Linked DNA regions of Homo sapiens: regions 1, 2 and 4 are each linked to region 3. Evidence: chromatin contacts called from ENCODE Hi-C or POLR2A ChIA-PET data. All regions are on one chromosome and are shown on one strand. Each heading gives the region's core, a stretch centred on a gene start or an enhancer-like site at or near the end of the contact. The rest is flanking DNA. Distances are from core to core; before and after follow the strand shown.

Region 1 (2,700 bases), core at 142-2,641, 740 kb after region 3:
GCCTACCAAAAGGGGAAAAGCCCCTTATAACACCATCAGATCTCATGAGAACTCATTCAGTATCACGAGAACAGCATGGAGGTAACCACGCCCATGAATAAATTACCGCCTACTGGGTCCCTCCCACCACGTGTGGGGATTATGGGAACCATAATTCAAGATGAGATTTGGGTGGGGACACAGCCAAACCATATCAGTAACCTTTCATTTTCTCATCTGTAAAATGGGGGTAATAATAGCTACCTAGCAATGTTACCATGAAGACTAAATGAGAAAATATTTGTGAAATGCCTGACACAAAATAGTGTTCACTAACTAGTAGGCATTATTAGAATAAGGTATAAATTCCCATTGTGTACATTGTGTACATATGGTCCCTTTGAATGACAAGGAGAAACTCACAATGACAGGGCTGTGTTGGGCACTGCCTGGATCTCCCTGGGTGTTTAGTGGAAATACTACCCTTGGGGGTGAGATTTTTCTGCAGCTATCTTCATGGTTCAGGAGAGAGAGAGTCCTTCTTGTCCTTCATGAAGTTTTATGGTGACTTCTGTGCCAATTCAAGAGGAGCTTCTGAATCCGTTTGGACAAAGACAACACATGAACCACTGTGGGGCCTCAATTCCCTGCTGAAAGACTGTGTTCGTTCATTCAGCAAATACACATCTGAGCACCTACTCCATGTCAGACACTATTCTAGGTGCTGGGGATACAGCAGTGAACAAATAAAATCCTGTCCTCATGGAGCTTACATTCCAGCAGACCCTAACAATTCACAGGAAAGTGGTGACAGGGCTGATGTCAGGCTCTGAGGCCCTTCTGTTCAGAAGGCTCTTCCCTTACATTGCCCCAGCCCCTTTCTCTTTTTCCTTCCCACAGCCTCGGCTCTGTTCCCTCCTCCATTCTTATAATTCTCCTTTTATAAGCCACTCTCCATTTAACTGGTGGATTTAAAGCAAATAGCAATTGTGTTAAGAAGCAGGAAATATGATACTTTACACAATGATGGAGAAATCAGAAAAATTAAGGCTTGTATAAATCTCTTCTCTAAATTGTGCCCATAGGCCAATTAATTAAGCTGCTTTTGCCTTGTGTCTGTTGCAGCTGATACATTTCTTTCTGAAAATGGCTGGCCTGCATTAGAAGGGCCCTCCCCACTCCCAGAGCTCAGGTTTGGGTGTGTCTTTTAGAGTAAACATAGCACCCCTGACCCCACCTCCTTTATCACTTGGCTCTGGCTGTGAAAAGAAAGAGAAAAAAAGTAGGTTTGTTTAGTGTGAACTCTTTTTCTGAAGCCAACAGGGAGAACAAGATTTGAAACAAGAGGAGACTGAGTTGGGTTCAATGGTTAACCAGTCAGATTAATGAATGCTAGAAGGAGGAAATAGCCAGTAAGTAAAGAGGCAAGAAAAAATGTCTCCCCGTGGTTCAAAAGCCAACTAAAGTTTACCAAGAGCTGTGACCTGTGGTTAAAATGTCCTCAGAGGCCAGCTCTCATCTGATTTCAACCTGAAGCCCCATTTCCTATCAAGAGAGCCATTTGGCTCCTCTCTTAAGCTCAGCAGCCCTGAGGTGTGGTAGCCTCACGCTGACCCATACAGAATGCAACAGAACTGTCCCTGCTGCAGAAGTCTCAGGGTTCTGCCCCAACTGCATAGACTTCTTTCATGGAACCGGCTCCTCTATCCCCACAAGGCTTCTCCCCAGCACAGCTTCTACCTAGAATCAGACGGAGAGCTTTAGACCAGGTAAGAACTCTGGGCCAATGTAAATCAGGAGCGCCAGGCTGTCCCAGCCTCTGCCCTGACTTGCTCTATGAGTTTGGCAAATTCCTTAATCTGCCCATGCCTCTCTTTCTGTGTTGTTAACATGATGATGTTGGCCTAGAGCAGGGGCTGGCAAACTTTTTATGTAAAGAGACAAATATAATATTTTAGGCTTGTAGACCACATGGTCAGTATCTCTCTCAACTATCCAAAGCCACCACTGTAGCATGAAAGCAGCCACAGATGGGTTGTAAATGGAGGGGCGTGGTTGTATTCCAATAAAACTTTATTTACAAAGACAAGTGGTGAACAAGATTGGCCAGTGGACTGTATTTTGCCAACTCCTGGACTAAATCTCTAAGGATCTTTGCAACACTGAAATACCGTACTACCTGGATTGTTTTACAGAGAGAAAACGGAGGCGTGGTGACACCAAGTGACATGCTCCAAGCCGCTGAACATGTTGGTGGCAGAGCTAGAACTCGACACCAAGTCTCCTGGCTTTAGTCCACTGTGGCTCTCAATCCTCGCACACGCAGAGCACAGACCGTTTTTGGTACACGAGGCTTACCCTGGGAACTGCCCTCCCTCTGTGGCTTGGCGAGGGGGGTCGGGGGAAAGGGTAGGGAGGATGTGAGGGGTGGGGAGCAGTGCTCTCTCTGCCTGTTTCAGGAAGGCTCTCTGGTTTGGTGAGAGCCCACACTTTGTTAAGTGAGATAAGGGACACTACAAGAAAAGGAGGGGGTGGGTGGGCAGAGGACATCACGCTGCTTATTTTGAACCTGGGAAAACTGTGCCTTAGGAGAGGGAAGTCCTGCATATTTCATGCTGTGACTTCTTGCTTCCAAACTGCGTATGCTGGCCTCCTTTTCACCCAGATGGTGCTGCAGGGAACAAGGCCCCACCAGTGTGTGCTCTTCCTGTGTGTCCAAAT
Region 2 (2,700 bases), core at 147-2,646, 580 kb after region 3:
GGGATTATAGGCGCCCGCCACTACACCCAGCTAATTTTTGTATTTTTAGTAGAGACATGGTTTCACCATGTTAGCCAGGCTGGTCTAGAACTCATGACCTCGTGATCCACCCGCCTCCGCCTCCCAAAGTGCTGGGATTACAGGCGTGAGCCACGGTGCCTGGCTGCCATTGTTCATTTCTATTTCATGAGTGATCGGCTCTTGTTGGCCATGGCTGGAGGAGTCAGCTCCCAAAATCCACACTCTCTAGGAGTGCTGAACCATAAATAATCTATCAGGACTCCTAGATTCCACTCTCTAGAGCTGCAACCAGAAGTTCCTTCCTTCCCGGCCCTGCTTCCCACTAAAGGAAACATTTGACTTTTGGGGATGAGATGTTTCAAGCCAGCCAATCCTTCTCACAGGAAGCAGAACCCCAGCCACCATGGAGCTTATCCTTGGGGCGCAGAGAAACACTGACCTAATGCTGTAATCAAGTACTGGATTTTATTTTTAAATCTTTTTACCTCACAAGCTGACTTTATTCTGGCTAGAGGGCTCCTGAACCTCTGTAAACTCCCCAGGAGGTAATTTCCAGTGCTAATCTCGCTAACGAGGTGTCAGTTACAGAAATGGCCCACGCCCTGGTTTCTTCTAAGTGGACATTACAGTGTTTCTTCAGAGGGGCCTGTGCTGGGACACCTCGGAAATGGAAGAATTTATAGCAAGGATGTTATTTCTCACTAAGTGAGCAGAAGAGCTGGAAGATCTCTTTAGAGATCATTAGAAGGATGGGGAAACTGAGGCTCAGAGAAGGGCAGTGGCTGCCCGAGGCCACAGAGCTGAGTGGCAGCAGGGTTGGGTTAGAGACTGGACCTTGTGGCGGAGCTGGCCTGCTTTGGGCTGTTCCACACACCACTGACTTTCTAGATTGTTTCATGTTCATGGAATCATCCTCAAACTCTACTCCCCAAAATTGTACCATAGATTAACTTCGGGCACCCCCCAAGTCAAAACTTCAACAGCTAAGGGACACGGATCATGCGGCCTGCTGAACACGCCATCAAGTGGGGCAAAGTCTTCTTTCTTTGTGATCAGGGTATGCACTCTCCCTTGGCCTCTGAATAAGCTGTACCCAGGGTTCCTCGATGACTCAGCTGCAGCAGGCTATCCACCACACATGTCCGTGGCCACCACGGCGGGAACCGGGCTCACCATCACTTACCACTAGAGATGTCAAACCACCCCCCTCCTAACCCAGGCCCCACTGCGGCCTCCCTGCCCTGCTCCAGCCTCGGTCTGTTGTGCAAGAGCCAGAGGGGACTTACGATCACGGAGCCACACGCCCAGGCCCAACCCAGGCCCAGGAGCTCCACCCTAGGGAAACGCCTAAGTCAGAACAGAGCACTCCTAACCCCCCGGGGCAAGGAGGGGAGGCCAGGCAGCCGGAAGGAAACTCCTGAGCTTTTTACGGAATGCACAAGACAAAAGGTGAGGGTCTCCACGTAGGGAAAGAACGCATTATTATTTACGGCCTTGGTCTGGAGAGGAGAACATGCTGCTCTTTGCAGCCCGGCGTGTGATTCATTTCCCCCGGGAGCTGCAGGGCCGAGGCAGGGCGTGCGCTCCGGCAGCCTCCAGACAGCCGCGCACTCCCGCCCGCTCGTTTATTTATGGTGCTTTATCAGCGGCTGTGCACCGCGGCGATAAAGTTTATGAAAAGAGGCGGCGTCTCCGGCCGGCGGGCTGGGCCCGGCGCTCCTTTCCCACACTGATTAGGATCAGCCAGGGCTTTGGAAGCTGCAGTTAAGGATCTCGGGTGCCCGGAGCCTCGGCTCCCCCTTCCTGCCCCGCCCGCGGGCTGGCCGGCTGCTGGCCCGCGTGGGAGGCGAGGTCAGGGCTGCGGCCGCGGCCCTTCCCCTGGGAGCGGGAGGGAGGAGGGAGGAGGAGGAGAGAAGCCGCCCTGCGGGGGAGGGAGCTCCAAGGCCCCGGGAAGTGGGACAGCCAGAGAAAAATACCGTCCAAATATAAATGGGCAAGTCCCCACGTTAAGAGATGAACGAGAATTTTTTATTTTTTGAGACAGAGTCTCGCTCTGTTGTCCGGGTTGGAGTGCAGTGGTGAGATCTTGGCTCACTGCAACCTCCGCCTCCGGGGTTCAAGGGATTCTCCAGCGTCAGCCTCCCGAGTAGCTGGGATTACAAGCGCCTGCCACCAGGCCTGGCTAATTTTTGTATTTTTAGTAGAGATGGGGTTTCACCATGTTGGTCAGGCTGGTCTCGAACTCCTGACCTCAGGTGATCCACCCAACTCGGCCTCCCAAAGTGCTGAGATTACAGGCGGAACAGGAATTTAATAGGAATTTTTCTCCTCTGAAGGCGGTGCACCGTCTCCTCTCCCCCATTTACTTTCCTACATTCCTTTCTCCTTTCCCGTCATTTCACCTGCATTTACTGTGTCTTTGCATTAAGGCTTGATTCATTTTGTCCCTTTTCATAGCCATGTTTTGTTCAGTCCTTCAGAAGATAGAAATTGAACACCTGACTTGTGGACAGCACCTCTAAACACTGCAGAGAGAGATTCAGAGATGAATAGCCCTGGCCCTTAGGGTTCTTGCGGTCACAAGCACCGTCCAGTAAGAGCAGCCCATGGTTATGAGTAACAAGAGCAGACACTACGGCAGGCACTTGGTTTAGGGACATTGCCTTGTTTCATCCTCAC
Region 3 (2,700 bases), core at 1-2,500:
AATGGCACGATCTCACTTCACTGCAACCTCCGCCTCCCAGGTTCAAGCGATTCTCCTGCCTCAGCCTCCCGAGTAGCTGGGATTACAGGCTCCCGCCACCATGCCTGGCTAATTTTTGTATTTTTAGTAGAGACGCTGTTGGCCAGCCTGATCTGGAACTCCTGACCTCAGGTGATCCACCTGCCTCAGCCTCCCAAAGCGCTGGGATTACACGAATGAGCCACCGCACCCAGCTAAAGATTTTCTTGAAAGCCTGTCTAGATCCTGAAGAACTAATCCCCTTATCTCCCTCCCTCAGTATGATGAAGAGATTTATGAGCATCATTTGAAGACACATTCATATTATGTTTCTTTCAAAGGGGTATGAGCTCCTAGAATAAGAAGAGGCACTGGGCCAAGGAGCATGGCTGGGCTCCAGTTCCCAGGTCTGATTCAGTGTGATCTTTGTCATTTCCTTTTCTATGTCACAGTTTCCTCATCTGTAAACTGAAAGTTGGGCCTGATTTTTTTCATTTTTTCTCTTTTATGCATGTGCCAATTTGTTTCCCACAGAATACTGACATCTTTATAAGCTCTCAAGAAAGACATTATAAAAACAAATTTCAGATATACTTTGAACATAGGCTTCATTATACGACATATACCTCTTTCTGTTTGGATTTTACTGTCCACTTAATATAAAAACCTGTATTAATCACTAAGGAAAAGGATAGAGGAGACTTAGAAATATCTCCAGAATAATTTTGCAACAATTCCAAGATTCTCTGCACTTCTTTTTCTGTCCCTTAATTGGCCTCCTCCACATTTTCCAACTATGGAGGTATTGCTCTACTCTCTTCGACTTTACATTGTTTTAGAATGCTTTTGCAAGGAGACTCTGCCTTGAATGAACCCAAGATATGGTGCAATGTTGAGGAAGATCTCCAAGTTTACACATGCCTGTACGATGGCCCAAAGGTCATCATCAGGTGAAAGGGACGACCTTAGAGATGAAAGAAGTTCAAGGAATGGTGCTACATTAAATGACTTAGCATTAGAAAGCATCTACTTTGCTTTTTCTTTCACCAACCCTGAAAGCCAAATAAGGCACTGGGCATTCAGGCCTTCTTTTGAGCAGAACACGTGATTACGCAGTTATTCTTCAAGAGCCTCTGTTAATCTGTCGCTTGGAGAACTCTGCATACTGTCCCAAATCCGTCTGAATTTTCCATCGGCTGCCAGTGTTCGTAGCAGAGGCCTCGGGTCTTCTCGTCCTCTCCTCAGGGTCTGGCAGCTGTCACTACCGTGGACTTCGGTCCAGTCCCCAGAGTCGGGGGCGCTGCCTTTCCCATTTCAGTTGCCAGGGGGTTCATCCACGATCGTGCCAGAGGGGCAGCGCGTGGTCTCCTCGAACTACGGGGGAGAGAGGAACCACTGTTGGCACGGGCCGGACTGAACGCCGGCTCCCACTGCCTACCTCCTCGGAGCTGCATCCGCCGACATCTTGCGCCCTACTCCCAGCACCAGCAGGGCACTTCCGGGAAGAACGGAATTGCGGTTCCGCGCGTGCGCACTCCGCAGCCACCGCCTCCCGCGAGGAGCGAGAGTCCCGCGGCCCCGCCCCGCCGCCGCAGCCGCCGCCGCAGCCGAAGGCCGGCGTTTCTGACCTCAGCCAGCGGCGACGCAGCCGGGAAAGAACTGTCGAGGGCGTCTCCGTAGTTCAGTTTTGGTTTGTTTATTTGAGACGGAGTCTCTGTCGCCCAGGCTGGAATGCAGTGGCGCGGTCTCTGCTGACTGCAGCCTCCGCCTGCCGAATTCAAGCGATTCTTCTGCGACTGAATAGCTGGGACTACAGGGGCGCGCCACGACGCCCGGCTAATTTTTGTATTTTTAGTGGAGACGGAGTTTCACCATGTTGGTCAGGCTGGTCTCGAACTCCTGACCTCGTGATCCGCCCGCCTCGGCCTCCCAAAGTGCTGGGATTACAGGCGTGAGCCACCACGCCTGGCCCACCCCACTCGGTTTTTAAGGAGATAATTACAAGGTTATTTTACGGTTCATAGTGTGTTTCAGACCTCCCAGAAGCCTAACGGTGTATTATAAACCATTCTTTTCTTTGTTTTTAAATGCATTAAAAACCTTTTTTGAGATAAAAATAGTGCAAGTACATGGTTTAAAAAAAGAAAATCAGATTGCACCAAAAGGTTTATGATGAAAAACAATAATGTTCTGTCCCTTTGCCTCCAAGAGACTCCTTTTTAAAATCTTTTGGGCTGGGCGCGGTGGCTCACGCCTGTAATCCCAACACTTTGGGAGGGTGAGGCGGGCGGATCATCTGAGGTCAGGAGTTTGAGATCAGTCTGGCCAACATGGTGAAACCCCGTCCCTACCAAAAATACAAAAAGTAGCCGGGCGTGGTGGTGGGCGCCTGTAGTCTCAGCTACTTGGGAGGCTGAGGCAGGAGAATCGTTTGAACCGGCGAGGCAGAGGCTGCAGTGAGCTGAGACCGCGCCACTGCACTCCAGCCTAGGCAACAGGAGCAAAATTCTGTCTCAAAAAAAAAAAAAACTTTTATACCTTCTAGTAGTTGTCTCCATTAGGTTTGATTTGGAACATGCTTTCCAGCTACAGGGTTCTTAAGATCATACTTGCTTTTCCTGAGCTGCATCATCTTCAGCTTCCATTATACAGGCTGACGAGGCTCAGTAGCACGGCAGGGCC
Region 4 (2,700 bases), core at 20-2,519, 600 kb before region 3:
AGGTGGAGGTTGCGGTGAGCCGAGATCGCGCCACTGCACTCTAGCCTGGGTGACAGAGCAAGAGTCTGTTTCAAAAAAAAAAAAAAAACTTCAGCCAGTGTTGTGGGTTAGAGGGCCCAGGTCCGTGGAGAGGTTATCACCAGCACTTCACTCACTCAGCAAAGATTTATTCAGTTTCACCTGTGAGCCAGATCTTGCCTAGGTGCTAAGGACATGGGGGTTAGAAAAACAGATGGGGTCGGTCTCTGTCCTCATGGAATGTACAGTGAAGATAGACATTAAGCAGATAATGGGAACAGCTGCAATAAGGGCAACGAAGGGGAAGTCCAGGTGCTGCCCGAGTGGGGGATTCAGGGTGTGTGGGGGGGGATTGTTACTAAAGACTTCCTCCAGACAGTGACATTTAAGGTGAGACAAGTGGGTGGGACTTAGCCAGGCCAAGACACGGAGGAAGAAGAGTGAGGCCGAGAGCATATTGAGTGGAAAAGCTTTGTGGGTGGAAGGAGCTTGATGTGCCCCAGAAGCTGAAGCCTTAGCTGCCTGGAGCACACCCCGGTCAGGCTATTCAGGGCCTTGAAAGCTGTGCGAGGGATTGGGGACTTTATCCTGGGGACAGTGGGATTTGCAACCACTGGTGGCATTTTAACCAATGGAGTAATATGGTTTGCATTTTCATCCAGTGACTTAAGTACTTTTGCATGCGTTCTTCTGTGGGATGGACCTGAAAGAATGGTCTGGACTTGAGGATCCCTGGAGAGCACAGTGAAGCTCAACGAAGAGTTCCAGTTGTTGGGTTGTGGTGAGGGAACCAGCAATGGAAGGTTTTGAAGAGGGGAATGACATGTCTGGGAGCAGCTCTGTGGTGGCTTTCAAAAGTTCTGGGGAAACTTGATCATGTAGCAGAAGGCAGCTGAGGAGGCGGTCCAGGCACTTAGGAGCACAGTGGCCTGGACTTCTTAGGTGAGAGGGGAGGTTGAGAGCTCGTGGTAGGTGTTGCAGGGACCCTAGAGCCAGAAAGCTGTGGACTGGTCTTCAGAGCTTGAGGGCCAAGGGAGCAGGAAGCCTTCACAGGAAAAGAAAGGTCTGAGTGAAAGTGACTGAAGAGAGGTGGGAAAGGGAAGGGAGAGGCCTCTGGTCTTGTTGTGCAAGGAGAGGGAGTGTCCAGGTATGTAGATGGGGTGTGAGCCTCTTTTAGAGAAGTAAGGGTTGGGCTCACTTGCAAGCACTCAGGAAGGACCGGAAGGAAGAAAGTGAAGATGCCGTCCCCATTGTGTCCCTCAGCGCCCAGAGGGTGTGTCGACCTGCTCCTCAGGCCAGGCCAGCCCAACACCTGTGACTAACATGACCTCAGAGTCTAAAATAATGTGTGCCACAGCTCTGAAGTCAGAAGGCTGATTTTTATAAATCAGCACAAATTGACCTTATTACCCATGGTCCTTCAGTGACCTCAGAAATCAAAGTGAAAAAAAAAAAAAAAAAAACCCAGCCCTAAACCTCTCTGGACCAAAGTTTTGCTCCTGAAGCAGGACCCCAAAATACTAGTGGCCTATTTTCTGCTGAAGTCTCTCTGTCCTCATGGTTCTGGAGAATGTCCTTTCAGTATCTTTATTCCTCCCCCATTTCACTGCAGATGTGCTCCAAGTTTCATGTTCCAGCAATCAGATGACCACGATGGAATATTCCCTGAGCTGGTGTTTCCAGTCTTTAGTCTAAGTTCTAAGACACTGAGCATTCCAAAACCCCTACTGTTCTGTTTCCCAGAACAGACCTTTCTTCCCTATTCTCCAGCACCCTCTGTTCCTTCCCCTTTCCTTTCCTTTTCTTTTTCTTTTTTCCTTCCTTCCTTCCTTCCTTCCTTCCTTCCTTCCTTCCTTCCTTCCTTCCTTCCTTCCTTCCTTCTTCCTTCTTTCCTTCCTTTTTTCTTTAATGGGAGTGAGGTCATTTGTGGAGCTGTCACTGCTCTGCAAGAGGGCAGGCATGAGGGGTGCCAGGCCCTCCTGACTTCTACCTTCTGATTTGTATGGTTTGTAAAATGAGCTGTATAAATGCCCAACATTTGATCAAACGAAACTGAAAGGATGATTGATGATGCGGGGATCAAACTTACCATTTGAATGTAGACCATTTTATTGGTAAAGATGAATGAGAATGATTTGGCCTGAAAGGGAACTTCAGATTTTTTTCCTAATTGAAGTAGTCACTTCTTTCAGAATGCTAAGTTCCCTGGAATATTTTCCCAGCCTACTGTGTCTATGATAGACTCAAATATTGGAAGTTTTACCGGCTGTGTGTGGGGTGGGGAAGGAATTCTGTTGGTTCTCCGGTGAGTCCTGAAGAGACCTTGTTTCTGGGTAAGTAGACCTAATCAGGGAGACTTAAATGTTTCTTGGGGGGGTTCTTCCAAACCATTTTGAGGATTTTCTTAAACTTCCAGAATTAGGAGGCCATTTATTAAGATAGTCTGAGGTATGGTGTCAGCCAACAAGGTGAGTTGGGATTTTAATCATGGTTTCAGTTTAAAGGCAAAGGTTTAATCATGTTTTCGGTTTAAAGATCATGCCGTTCAGTTAGCCCTTTGTTATGATCTAAAGGTGTTTGACAGCTTGAAATCCAAAAGGAGGTCAACTGAGGTATGGAGAGCTCCACATATTGGGCTAAAAGCCAGTCACATTTAGCATTTTGGAAAGTTATGTGAAAAAT

The links. A loop is a pair of places that touch in the nucleus more often than their neighbours do. ChIA-PET counts read pairs that join two places held with the same protein, here RNA polymerase II (POLR2A). Pooled maps may share reads with other maps.
Region 1: a pooled map shows a loop between it and region 3 (13-fold over the local background). The contact joins the promoter of LINC02038 here to the promoter of TMEM44-AS1 in region 3. A Hi-C loop is called at or near these places in 2 of 50 pooled maps. POLR2A ChIA-PET finds 5 or more read pairs at or near these places in 2 of 52 experiments (HCT116 and HEK293).
Region 2: a pooled map shows a loop between it and region 3 (4-fold over the local background). The contact joins the promoter of LINC02026 here to the promoter of TMEM44-AS1 in region 3. A Hi-C loop is called at or near these places in 2 of 50 pooled maps. POLR2A ChIA-PET finds 5 or more read pairs at or near these places in 3 of 52 experiments (WTC11, activated naive CD8-positive, alpha-beta T cell and naive thymus-derived CD4-positive, alpha-beta T cell).
Region 4: POLR2A ChIA-PET joins it to region 3 with 40 read pairs in activated CD4-positive, alpha-beta T cell. The contact joins the enhancer-like site here to the promoter of TMEM44-AS1 in region 3. POLR2A ChIA-PET finds 5 or more read pairs at or near these places in 2 of 52 experiments (Panc1 and activated CD4-positive, alpha-beta T cell).

Annotation. Positions count from the first base shown.
Region 1 is chr3:193,842,700-193,845,399 of GRCh38, reverse strand. LINC02038 (long intergenic non-protein coding RNA 2038) reads left to right here and starts at 1,391. Exons shown (of 3, transcript NR_146718.1): 1 at 1,391-1,748; 2 at 2,175-2,322; 3 at 2,645-2,700. RefSeq lists a silencer at 2,697-2,700.
Region 2 is chr3:194,002,355-194,005,054 of GRCh38, reverse strand. It overlaps LINC02026 (long intergenic non-protein coding RNA 2026), which reads left to right and starts at 1,396. Exons shown (of 3, transcript NR_033944.1): 1 at 1,396-1,470. RefSeq lists an enhancer at 822-1,337 and a silencer at 1,701-1,870.
Region 3 is chr3:194,582,818-194,585,517 of GRCh38, reverse strand. It overlaps TMEM44-AS1 (TMEM44 antisense RNA 1), which reads right to left and starts at 1,250. Exons shown (of 3, transcript NR_047575.1): 1 at 1,070-1,250. RefSeq lists enhancers at 1,234-1,283, 1,319-1,984 and a silencer at 1,474-1,733.
Region 4 is chr3:195,184,285-195,186,984 of GRCh38, reverse strand. All of the region lies in intron 2 of XXYLT1 (xyloside xylosyltransferase 1), which reads left to right. Among named protein-coding and RNA genes, the nearest start is that of XXYLT1-AS2, 38 kb to the right of the region's middle. RefSeq lists an enhancer at 1,548-2,700. Within about 2 kb of position 1,269, at least 5 of the 41 ENCODE cell types and tissues checked have a DNase peak (open chromatin) inside an H3K27ac peak, as active enhancers do.